Regions from separate parts of the Homo sapiens genome. Here regions 1 and 2 are each linked to region 3. The links are chromatin contacts, found by Hi-C or POLR2A ChIA-PET in ENCODE. All regions are on one chromosome and are shown on one strand. The core of a region is the stretch at or near the end of the contact, and the rest is flanking DNA. Distances in the headings are between cores, read along the strand shown.

What was found. A loop is a pair of places that touch in the nucleus more often than their neighbours do. ChIA-PET counts read pairs that join two places held with the same protein, here RNA polymerase II (POLR2A). Pooled maps may share reads with other maps.
Region 1: a map of heart left ventricle shows a loop between it and region 3 (4-fold over the local background). The contact joins two enhancer-like sites. A Hi-C loop is called at or near these places in 17 of 168 maps with a recorded cell type or tissue (IMR-90, Right ventricle myocardium inferior, cardiac septum and 6 more), 1 of 37 single-sample maps with no recorded cell type and 11 of 50 pooled maps. POLR2A ChIA-PET finds 5 or more read pairs at or near these places in 4 of 52 experiments (A549, BJ, T-cell and 1 more).
Region 2: a map of PC-3 shows a loop between it and region 3 (4-fold over the local background). The contact joins the promoter of LINC00327 here to the enhancer-like site in region 3. A Hi-C loop is called at or near these places in 8 of 168 maps with a recorded cell type or tissue (Caco-2, IMR-90, PC-3 and 4 more), 5 of 37 single-sample maps with no recorded cell type and 13 of 50 pooled maps. POLR2A ChIA-PET finds 5 or more read pairs at or near these places in 2 of 52 experiments (AG04449 and BJ).

What each region holds. Positions count from the first base shown.
Region 1 is chr13:23,545,579-23,549,047 of GRCh38, forward strand. No RefSeq gene overlaps it. Among named protein-coding and RNA genes, the nearest start is that of TNFRSF19, 23 kb to the right of the region's middle. Within about 2 kb of position 1,638, at least 11 of the 41 ENCODE cell types and tissues checked have a DNase peak (open chromatin) inside an H3K27ac peak, as active enhancers do; they include gastrocnemius medialis, where a contact is called at or near this core.
Region 2 is chr13:23,467,501-23,470,871 of GRCh38, forward strand. LINC00327 (long intergenic non-protein coding RNA 327) reads left to right here and starts at 2,012. Exons shown (of 3, transcript NR_038995.1): 1 at 2,012-2,691; 2 at 3,014-3,190.
Region 3 is chr13:23,509,154-23,512,368 of GRCh38, forward strand. The region is part of intron 1 of LOC124903135 (a long non-coding RNA gene); the gene reads left to right. Among named protein-coding and RNA genes, the nearest start is that of LINC00327, 41 kb to the left of the region's middle. Within about 2 kb of position 1,923, at least 3 of the 41 ENCODE cell types and tissues checked have a DNase peak (open chromatin) inside an H3K27ac peak, as active enhancers do; they include PC-3 and gastrocnemius medialis, where a contact is called at or near this core.

The sequences.
Region 1 (3,469 bases), core at 388-2,887, 36 kb after region 3:
ATATAATAAAGTAGATAAAGTACACTAAGGTGCACAATGTGATGACTTTTGAATGTACAGTCATCCCTTGGTATCTTAGGGTGGACTGGTTCCAGAACGCCCCCAACGATACTAAAATCCACAGATGCTCAGTCCCTTATATGAAATGATATAGTATTTGCATATAACCAATGCACACATCCTCTTGTATACTTTAAATCGTCTTTAGATTACTTATACCTCATATAGTGTAAATGCTATGTAAGTAGTTTTTATACCATATTGTTTTATTTGTATTATATTTTATTGTTGGTATTATTATTTTAAATTTTTTCCAAATATTTTTGATCTGGAGTTGGTTGAATCCGTGGATGCAGAACCCGTGGATAAGGAGGGCCGAGGATACGTATACATTATGTGACCACCACCTAAATTAATGCTGAGAATATACTCAGCATCCTGTACTCCCCCAGTTTCTTGTACTTCTTCCCAGTTTACACCACTCTTGCCTACAGATAATCACAATTCCGACTTCAATTATCAGTTAATTTTGCCAATTTTTGGAATTTATATAGTCATATAATATATGCTTACGTGTCCAGCTTCTTTCACTCAACAAAATATCTTGGAGGTTCATCCCTGTTGTCAGCACTAATAGTTTTTTTTCTTTTTTTTTTTTTTTTTGGAGATGGAGTCTCCCTCTGTCGCCCAGGCTATAGTGCAGTGGCGTGATCTCGGCTCACTGCAAGCTCCGTCTCCCGGGTTCACGCCATTCTCCTGCCTCAGCCTCCCAAGTGGCTGGGACTACAGGCACCCGCCACCACGCCTGGCTAATTTTTTGTATTTTTAGTAGAGACGGGGTTTCACCGTGCCAGCCAGGATGGTCTCGATCTCCTGACCTCGTGGTCCGCCCACCTCGGCCTCTCAAAGTGCTGGGATTACATTTTAGCCATTCTGGTGGGCATAGCGCGGCATCTCGTTTTGGTTTTAATTTGTACTTTCCTTATGGATAACAATGCAGGACACTTGCATTTGCTTGTTGAACATTTGGATATTCTCTTCTGTGGAGTGTTTAATTTCAAAATTAGGTTTTCTTATTATTTGCAGGAATTCTTCATCTATTCTGGAGAAGTTTGTGTCAAGTGTATGCACTGTGACTATCTCCTCCTAGTCTTTGGTTTGCTTTTCACTTTTTAATGGTGTTTTTGGTAAATAGAAATGTAATGTTTTGATGAGGTCCACCTGCATGCTTTTGGATATTTGAAATATTTTGTAATTAAATATTTTAATCGGAAAAAATAGAAAAGGGAAGGCCTTTCTCTTTCACTCTTAGACAGAACATATGGTTCAAAGGATCATTCCTTCCTCCCTCCTCTCTCCCCTCCATATTATTGTACTAACGTGTATCTAACTCCAGGATCCACACGGAAGGTAATTTTCAAGTGGGTGGGCCCGCTCTCCAGCTCTTCCTGCCCCAGCTCCCTGGCCTCCCTTGCTGTCCAGGGTACGAGGCTAGCGGCGCGCCGCGGTCCCCGCTCCCTTGGGGGACAGCGAGCAAGGCGTATGGAAAGGAGGAGGAGAAAGAGGGGGAAGGGGAAGAGCAAGGGAGGGGAAGGGGGTTCGCGGCTGCCTGGCGCTCAGCAAGTGCAGGAACGGAGGCACCGCAGGGCAGGCGGCCAGGGGCTCGGAGGCTCTGCCTCTTTGAGTTCCAGAAAAGTCAACCGGGACAGGGCGGTGGAGAGACGCGCAGTCTTCGCGGGGCGGGCTCGGGCACACTGGCCCTCCAGGATCCGCAACATTTTCCAACTTGGAAAACGTCCTCTTTTCCCATTGCAGAAAAAATACGCTAGGAGAGAAAACTAGATTCCTAACTTCAAAACGTTTTAGAACAGAGTGTGTCTCTTAAAACTCATATGGCGGATGACGCCAAAACAGTCTGTCTTTTGTTTCCAGCAGTTTCCAGTTGGAAAATTCCTTTGGGAATTTCTTTGCATCTCAGGCACAAACTTCAACAACAGCCTCAAGTAGCACTGTCTGCATTGCCGGATTCTGATTTCTCTGACCTCTAACAGAAGTTTTCTATTTTACTTTCGAAGGTAACTGAAAGGGGTTGATTTAATCTACAAAGCTCTATTCTCCTGATGAAAATTTCTTAAGAGATCTCCGGTTTCCCTTGCGTTTATTTCATGGGAATTAAGATGCTGTGTTTTGATACGGCTTGTGATGCAAAGAGCTGCGCTCCAGGGAGTAGGAAATTTGGTCTTGATGAAGATAGAACAATTCTGAATAATATCCAGGTTTTTTTTTTAATTTTTAGATTTTTAAAAATTTTTGTGGGTACATAGTAGGTGTATATATTTATGGGGTACATGAGGGGATGTTTTGATACAGGCACAATGCATAATAATCACATCATGGAGAATGGGGTGTCCATCCCCTCAAGCATTTATCTTTGTGTTACAAACAATCCAGTTGCACTCTTTTCGTTATTTTTAAATGTATAATTAAGTACATTTGACTATAGTCAATAATAACCCGTTGTGCTATCAAATAGGAGTTCTTATTCATTCTTTCTATTTTTTGTACCCTATCCAATATGTCTGTTTTGAATGGAAAACAGCTAGATAAGCTAGTGAAATTTTCACATGAAATTGAGAAACATCATTAAAAACAAATAGATTTGTAGAGTAAAGTCAAAGAAATTATAAAGGAGAAAAATAAAAGTAACACACTATAAAATAAGACATATCTTAGAAAAAAGAACTGAAGAATGACAAAATCAAGGGGACCAAGTCTGATACATAAGTCGTTCTTACTAAAAATTAGTCATTTATTTATTCAGCCAGTTTTCACTGGCCATCTGTTGTGCCACGCCGGGTTGAGATGCTGAGCATAGCTACCAATTTGTATAAGGGATTGATCTGTCCCTAAGGGTGCCCTAAGGTCAGGGCTGGCCCTGAGACAAATTATGAAATTATACAATATGGCCGGGTGCAGTGACTCACGCCTGTAATCCCAGCACTTTGGGAGGCCGAGGCGGGTGGATCACAAGGTCAGGAGATCAAGACCATCCTGGCTAACACAGTGAAAACCCGTCTCTACTAAAAAATACAAAAAATTAGCTGGGCGTGATGGTGGGCACCTGTAGTCCCAGCTACTCAGGAGGCTGAGGCAGGAGAATCTGCTTGAACCTGGGAGGCAGAGGTTGCAGTGAGCTGAGATCGCGCCACTACACTCCAGCCTGTGCAACAGAGCAAGACTCTCCGTCTCAAAAAAAAAAAAAAAGAAAGAAAAGAAAGAAAAGGAAAAGAAAAAGAAATATACACTATGTATCTTCAGCTTTCCTACTCCTCTTTTTGCAACTTTCTCCCAGCCCTTTTCCCCTTTCTATGGTTTATTTTCTAATTCTAGTCATCAAAATTAAAAACTTATCTTAGGAATTATATGTACGGTTAGAGTAGTTATGTTTTGATCCAAATTTAGGTCAATG
Region 2 (3,371 bases), core at 762-3,261, 42 kb before region 3:
GCTTCGTGAAGGCTTCGTGAAGCCTGCCGGGTCACCCTTGTTTTCATGGATAGCTTCTTTAGGACACTCTCTCCACCAGTAATTGACAAAGTCTGCTTCTGTTGAGTGTCTGATAAAGGATTGAGTTTACATGATTGTTAAGATAGGATCATGAAAGAAGACAGAAGACGGATGTGAGTGGCCCTCAGAAAAAAAGCATCAAAGGAAACTGAGGAGTCTGTGTTCCGAGTTATAACATCAGTCCTGTGTGTAAGTGCTGAGTTTCAGCTCTGCCCAAGGCTAGGGGTTGCCTAGTCGGCTTCAACTGTAAGCTCCTAAGGGACAGTGCTGCCCCTTGAGATGACTGGGCAGCCATCAGCTTCATGCTAGAGGCTTTAAAGCAAACCCAAGATGGAGTCTCAGTACTGATTATTTGGGCCAGTGCCTTTCTTAACATTTCACGGATATATTCCTTTATTTTATTTGTTGTATTTTAGTACAGTTTTGCTCTATTCAGTCATGGTCATTCTTAGTTGCTGTTGTCTTTGTAAACTTATTTAATATCTTTTAAATATTAAAAGATTAAATAAATTATTTTCTAATAAATTCTTTTAATATTAAAATATTAATTTTTGATAAGAACCTTGTTTACTCTCAAGATTAATGTAGTAAATAAAGAAGACTAAAAACTTCAGAGACTGAAAGCTGCTGAGAATGTGTAAGAGAAACCTGGTTGTCAAACGCAATCCTGATCTTTTATCAGGCATCTGTATCAATGTGGATGATCTAACCGTGGTTAACTTCATGAAGAAGGAAGATATTTGATTTTCATCTGTTTAAAGAAACAATCTGTTTCTTCTAAAAGTATATACTCTAAAACACAAACCACTTGGCTGGGAAATAAAAGATGGTTATGCTTTATCATTTATATAAGCCTGGCCTTTCTCCAAAATGATTTTGATATAGCTTACAACAAAAAACGTGTTAGGCTTAATAAAAGAAGAATGGAAATGGAAACTAAGGATCAACAGAAAAGAGTATCACAAATACGGTAATACTAGCATATGGTAATATTATTTCTGTATTTGAGTGTAAAACGTGGCTGTGAGCTTCCTGGAGGCCAAGGCAAAAATAGAGACAAGAGCAACGTGCATAATATCATTAGCAGACAGAAAGATCATGTGACTTTTTAATTTTTTTCCCGGAAACTGAATCTAAAAAGAATCGCTCTATATAATGACTCATATATATGGTTTTAAGTGAAAAAATGATGAACACTGTCCTCCATGAGAGTTTTGGCACAAATTGAAGGAGGTAAGAACTGATATTGAAGCACAACTCAGTGAAGTTAATCCTGTCAGGCTAGGTTCACACAAGAAAACTTCTGACAAAATCCTAGAATTCCGGCAAATGCAGGCATGGAATGAGAGATTCCTATTCCATCTGCCTCGTTGTGCCTGGGGCCAGGCCTGAGTGTTGAAGACAGCTTGTTCCAATGTAAGATCAAATGAGATTGTTCATAACAGGAGTCTGCAGGAATATGGCACCTCTGATTTGAAATGATGGATGATTTTCATCAGCCGTGTATCTGCTTCCTTGGCAGCACCCCAAGTGCAGACCCCAGGCTGTTTCAGTGTGTCATCTGGCAGGCCCAAACAGAGGATGTCTCAATTGTGCATGTGTAACACAGCTTTAATTCATAATTTCATTTCTGGATGGAATTTTGAGCAGATGGGCATTGCTGTCCTTTTTAATGGTAAAAAATCAATGAAAGACACCGTGGTTTTGAAATTAATGAGCACTTGAAAAATACCAGCTTTGTTTGGCTTTGCGTTTTCTTTTTTCCTCTCCTCCTAAGTTGTTTGCAGCAAAATATTCAATTGAAAACTCAACATGTCCACTGCCTCCCAAAAAAAAAAAAAAATTCTGTGGAAAGTCTCCACTAACAGGAAGAGAGAAGTTCTTCACAGTTTGGTTTTATTTTTCAATGATAGTCATTGCCTCATTTTTAAAGCATTTATAATAAATTAAGCAAGTAACACTTGTGTACCAGTTTCTAATCAGTTTCTAATGTGCCTGGAACTTGCTGGGCTACAAAGAAAAGGATCAACTATTTTTTTTCCTGCACCCAAAGATATTGCAATCTTATCGGAGAAGGGAAACTGAGGCATGTGTTACAGTTAGAGGACTAGGAAGCACTAATCTGTGTCAGACTCCAAAGTGCAAATTCAAAGGAAAGACCATTGTTGGAGGGAGTGATCCGGAAGAATTCCTAGCCCTTACCTGTCTCAGTCATGCTTCTTGCCAAAGAAAAAGAGAAATCTCCAAGTATCTTAATGCTTTCAGCGCTTCTCCAATCTGACAAATATTTATTCAGATTCGAACTGACTGCCCAAGCTTCACTGCAGCTCCTCGTTTCCTGTTAGATCTTTTTAAAAATCTTTGCTTAAAACATTGAAGGCTGAACGATGAGCAAGAAAATCTTGCCTGTGAATAAGACACTGGGAACTGCACAGAATCAACATCAGCTCACAAGCTCATCATCTCACGCACGGATTCCTGAGCACATTCTCGCATTCTTGCTCTTAATCCTCCCTTGGCGACCTTCTACTCAGACATCATCTTTTATGCAGAGAAGCAGGCACGTTTCTCATCATTAATTCTGTTCTCAGCCAGGTGTGTAGCCACAGAGCATACAGACCACAGGATGATGTGAGTACCCCAGGATGTAAATTTGTGCGGAGTAATTACAGCTCAGGCTTCTTACACAGCTTTGGCCACATCAGGACATGAAGCTGTCTTGCAAATTGCGGGTGTGTCTAAGCTCTTAAGCACATGTGAACTTTAACGCACGTGCATTCCCTACTCACATACACAATACAAGCATGCCACACACTCACAATCCAATTGGCTAACTATGGTTATTAGCAGGAAAGAACAATTAATGGTCCTTGTGGTTACAGTTTTGTTTGAATTTTCGCCTCATCAAAAATGTAACAACCAACTAAAGCAGGCTTTCCTCCTTTTTTCCTAGTGAAAGCATATTGACTTTCCTGACTTCTTATGACCACATTTGAGGAAAGGAGTAAGCACTGGAATCACCAACACAGCATGCTTACGGAGGGTGGTCACCAGCTTCATCAGCCTCCCAATTCCACGGAGCCCCTTGAAAATCCAGGAGCGCAGACTGGCAACAGTAGAGATTTAATAGGTAAGACCTTGGGTTCAATGGACAGATCTCCTACAGTTCCTGATATCAGCCCCTATCAGAAATTATATTTTACTTTGTGTATTTCACATATTTCAAATAGAAGGGGTCAAGACTAATAGTGACCAGTCTTCATCCATTTGATAAACCTTTACTAAACACAACTGCAGCTTTGTTCTAGGCA
Region 3 (3,215 bases), core at 673-3,172:
TCACCCAGAGCAGTGAGGGAGACCTGTAAGCTCCATTTCTGGTAAATACCCTACTTTTATTTTCTTCTTCTTCTTTTTCTTTTTTTCTGAGACACAGTCTCGCTCTGTCGCTCAGGCTGGAGTGCAGTGGTGCAATTTCGGCTCACCGCAACCTCCGCCTCCCAGGTTCAAGAGATTCTTGTGCCTCAGCCTCCCAAGTAGCTGGGACTATAGGGGCCCACCACCACGCCCGGCTGTTTTGTTTTTTTTGTTTTTGTTTTTTTTGAGACAGAGTCTTGCTCTGTTGCCCAGGCTGGAGTGCAGTGGTGTGATCTCTGCTCACTGCAAGCTCCGCCTCCCGGGTTCACGCCATTCTCCTGCCTCAGCCTCCTGAGTAGCTGGGACTACAGGCGCCCGCCACCACGCCGGGCTAATTTTTTTGTATTTTTGGTAGAGACGGGGTTTCACCGTGTTGGCCAGGATGGTCTCGATCTCCTGACCTCGTGATCTGCCTGCCTCGGGCTCCCAAAGTGCTGGGATTACAGGCGCGAGCCACCGCACCAGGTCAGGTGTACCATTTTTTATCTTTTATACCGTATTTTTACTATACCTTTTCTGTGTTTAGACATGTTTAGACGCACACATGCTTACCATTGTGTTACAACTGCCTACAGTATTTGGTAGGGTCACATGCTGTGCAGGTTTGTAGCCTAAGAGCAAGAGGCCATACCACACAGCCTAGGTGTGTAGTAAGCTCTACCAACTAGGTTTGTGTAAGTGCACACTATGATGTTTACACAACAATGAAATCGCCTAACGACACATTTCTCAGCCTGCATCCCTGTCGTTAAGCAACACATGATTGTGCAAAGGAGATTTGGGTGCATGTCTCTCACCCAAAGTACGGGCCAGTTTCTTTGAAGGTAGGAGCGCTATCTTCATTTTTGTGTCTCCTCTAATGTCTTTCAAGTACAGACCCTTTACAATGTAACTATTCAACAAGTGTTGAGTGAAGTGAAACAGAATGGGATAGAGTGGTAGCAATGCATGAAAGAGACTGGAGACTAAGGATGGAAGGGGGATTGCCGGCAACAATCAAAAGAAACTCACAAAAATAGAGTCAGAGAATCAACAAATTTGTTCTAATCATGCATTGCATCGAATTAGAAAACAGGATGACTCTTCCTTAAGAAAAGTATTTGAATTCCATCATATTTACTCATAAACCACTACTCCCTCATGCAAGATAAGGTTTGTGTGTGGGAAAGGAAGAAAAGGAATATTCCAGTTCTGAACTCCAGGTGCACCACTTGCAGCTTTGATAGTTTCTCACTCCTCAGTCCACATTTCCTGCCATAGAGTATCAAAGAACAGTGGTAGAGATGGGTTGAATCTGAAATTGTTGTGGGCAAAGTCTTCAGTCTGTTTGACTCCCTATTAAATGAGTTCAGATTATTCATCCCTGCAGAGAAAAGGAAAAGCCAATTTCCTTCTGAGCAGCAAAATGAGCACAATAAAAATGTCTCAATGTGTTCTCTGGAAATCTCACCCAGAAAGCCACTTCACACTCTCAAGGTAGAACATGAAACTCCTAGATTGTTCCAGAAGTCTTGCTCAATCGGGAACATCTAAATGGTTCCTTGGCAATAAGCAAACAAACAAATGCATAAATGATGTTGCTTCAGCATTTTAAAATAAGAGTAGCCTAGACATGCTTTCCAAAAAAAGATTAGTCTGTATGTTAGAAATGAGTACTAGATAGCCTGTCTCTTAATCACTGAAAATAATATTCTCTTTCTCACTAACATAATCCAGAATAATCTTCTCATATTGTTATGACACTTTCAGAAAGAAACCACCTGTGTGTATCACCTGGCACAATTTAAAACTTGTTAACAAGGTGGTGACAAGGAATTGGATGCCAGGCAGGAGTGGTAGCTACATGTTCCCACCAAAGTCAGTTTTGATCTCCCTGTGCCTTGCTCACTAGCAGTTTAAGCGTGTGACTTTTCTTCAATGAGCAGCAAGATCACTGTTCTTTGCCAGCAGGTGGTGCAAAAATCTTTTTGCAGAAGTACTATTCACAGAAAAGCATAGGTCACCTCAGTGGGGACTCATGGAACACATGACCATCGCTTCTGGAAGAAGCAATGACTAGGCTCTTTATTTAATATCAATTTATGTTACTTCCAGAATGAACCACCTCTTCCCCATCCCAACCACCCTGCCACAATGGTTCCAACACACTGGGTTGTAAAGACTTGATTCGTGTTAGCCATTTTGACAATCCCAAATGTCCTATTTCGGAGCTCTCACCTCATTCCATCTGCTTCCCCTAGATGCCTGAAGTTGACTACAGCCCTGCAGTAGACCATTAGCCATTCCCCAGAGAGGCCAGCTATCTGTAACTTGACTCCATGAGCCCCACCCTCTTCCTCTCACTCTGTCTGGTAGGATTAAAGTGGGGGCTCTGGGTTTGCTGGCCTAAATCCCATTCTCCACCTTAGTCTCTGCATCCTAGAGATGGGATCCAGTGCAATCAAAAGTGGTCAAAAGCAATTCACTGTTGTTATTATTTAACAACAGAAATATTGGACTGTGAGACATATTGTAGAGAATAAACTAAAAATGTTAGCCACTTTGTAAATAAAAATGATCATAGAAATTCTGAACACTTTAAGATCCACTTGATTATCTCCTATATAATCTCAGTCAAACTTCTTAACTCTTCTGTGCCTCGATTTATGTCTTTATTTACTGGGCATAATCTATTTTTGCCACTTGACAAGAGAGAATGTGGGGAAGTCTAATACACTGTAAGCACCAGAGAAGAAAGAATCAACGATACCCATATTCAATCCTTAGTCTCTGTGCCAGGCAGTGTGCCAAGGACTTTCACAAACTTTGGTAAAACAGCTACAAAGGGGTAGTGCCAGGATTCAAATCCAGGTTTTCTGCCTCCCAATGCTTCTCCCACTTCCTATGCCAATTCATAAACCCTAAATCAATCCCAGGTCACAGGCTCCAGTATTCAGATTCTAGAGAACCCATAGGTTGAAGATGATCTTCAATGCCATGATCCTCCTTTGCTGCAGAGAACACCACTCTCACAGCCTGCTGACCAGGAAAGACCGTCCCCCCTCACCTGCCACCAATACATGCCCACAACTTGCTTTAAAATCACTCTGACTTTACAAATGAAAAAATGATCCTGGAAGGACTGGACATTCTGCTCC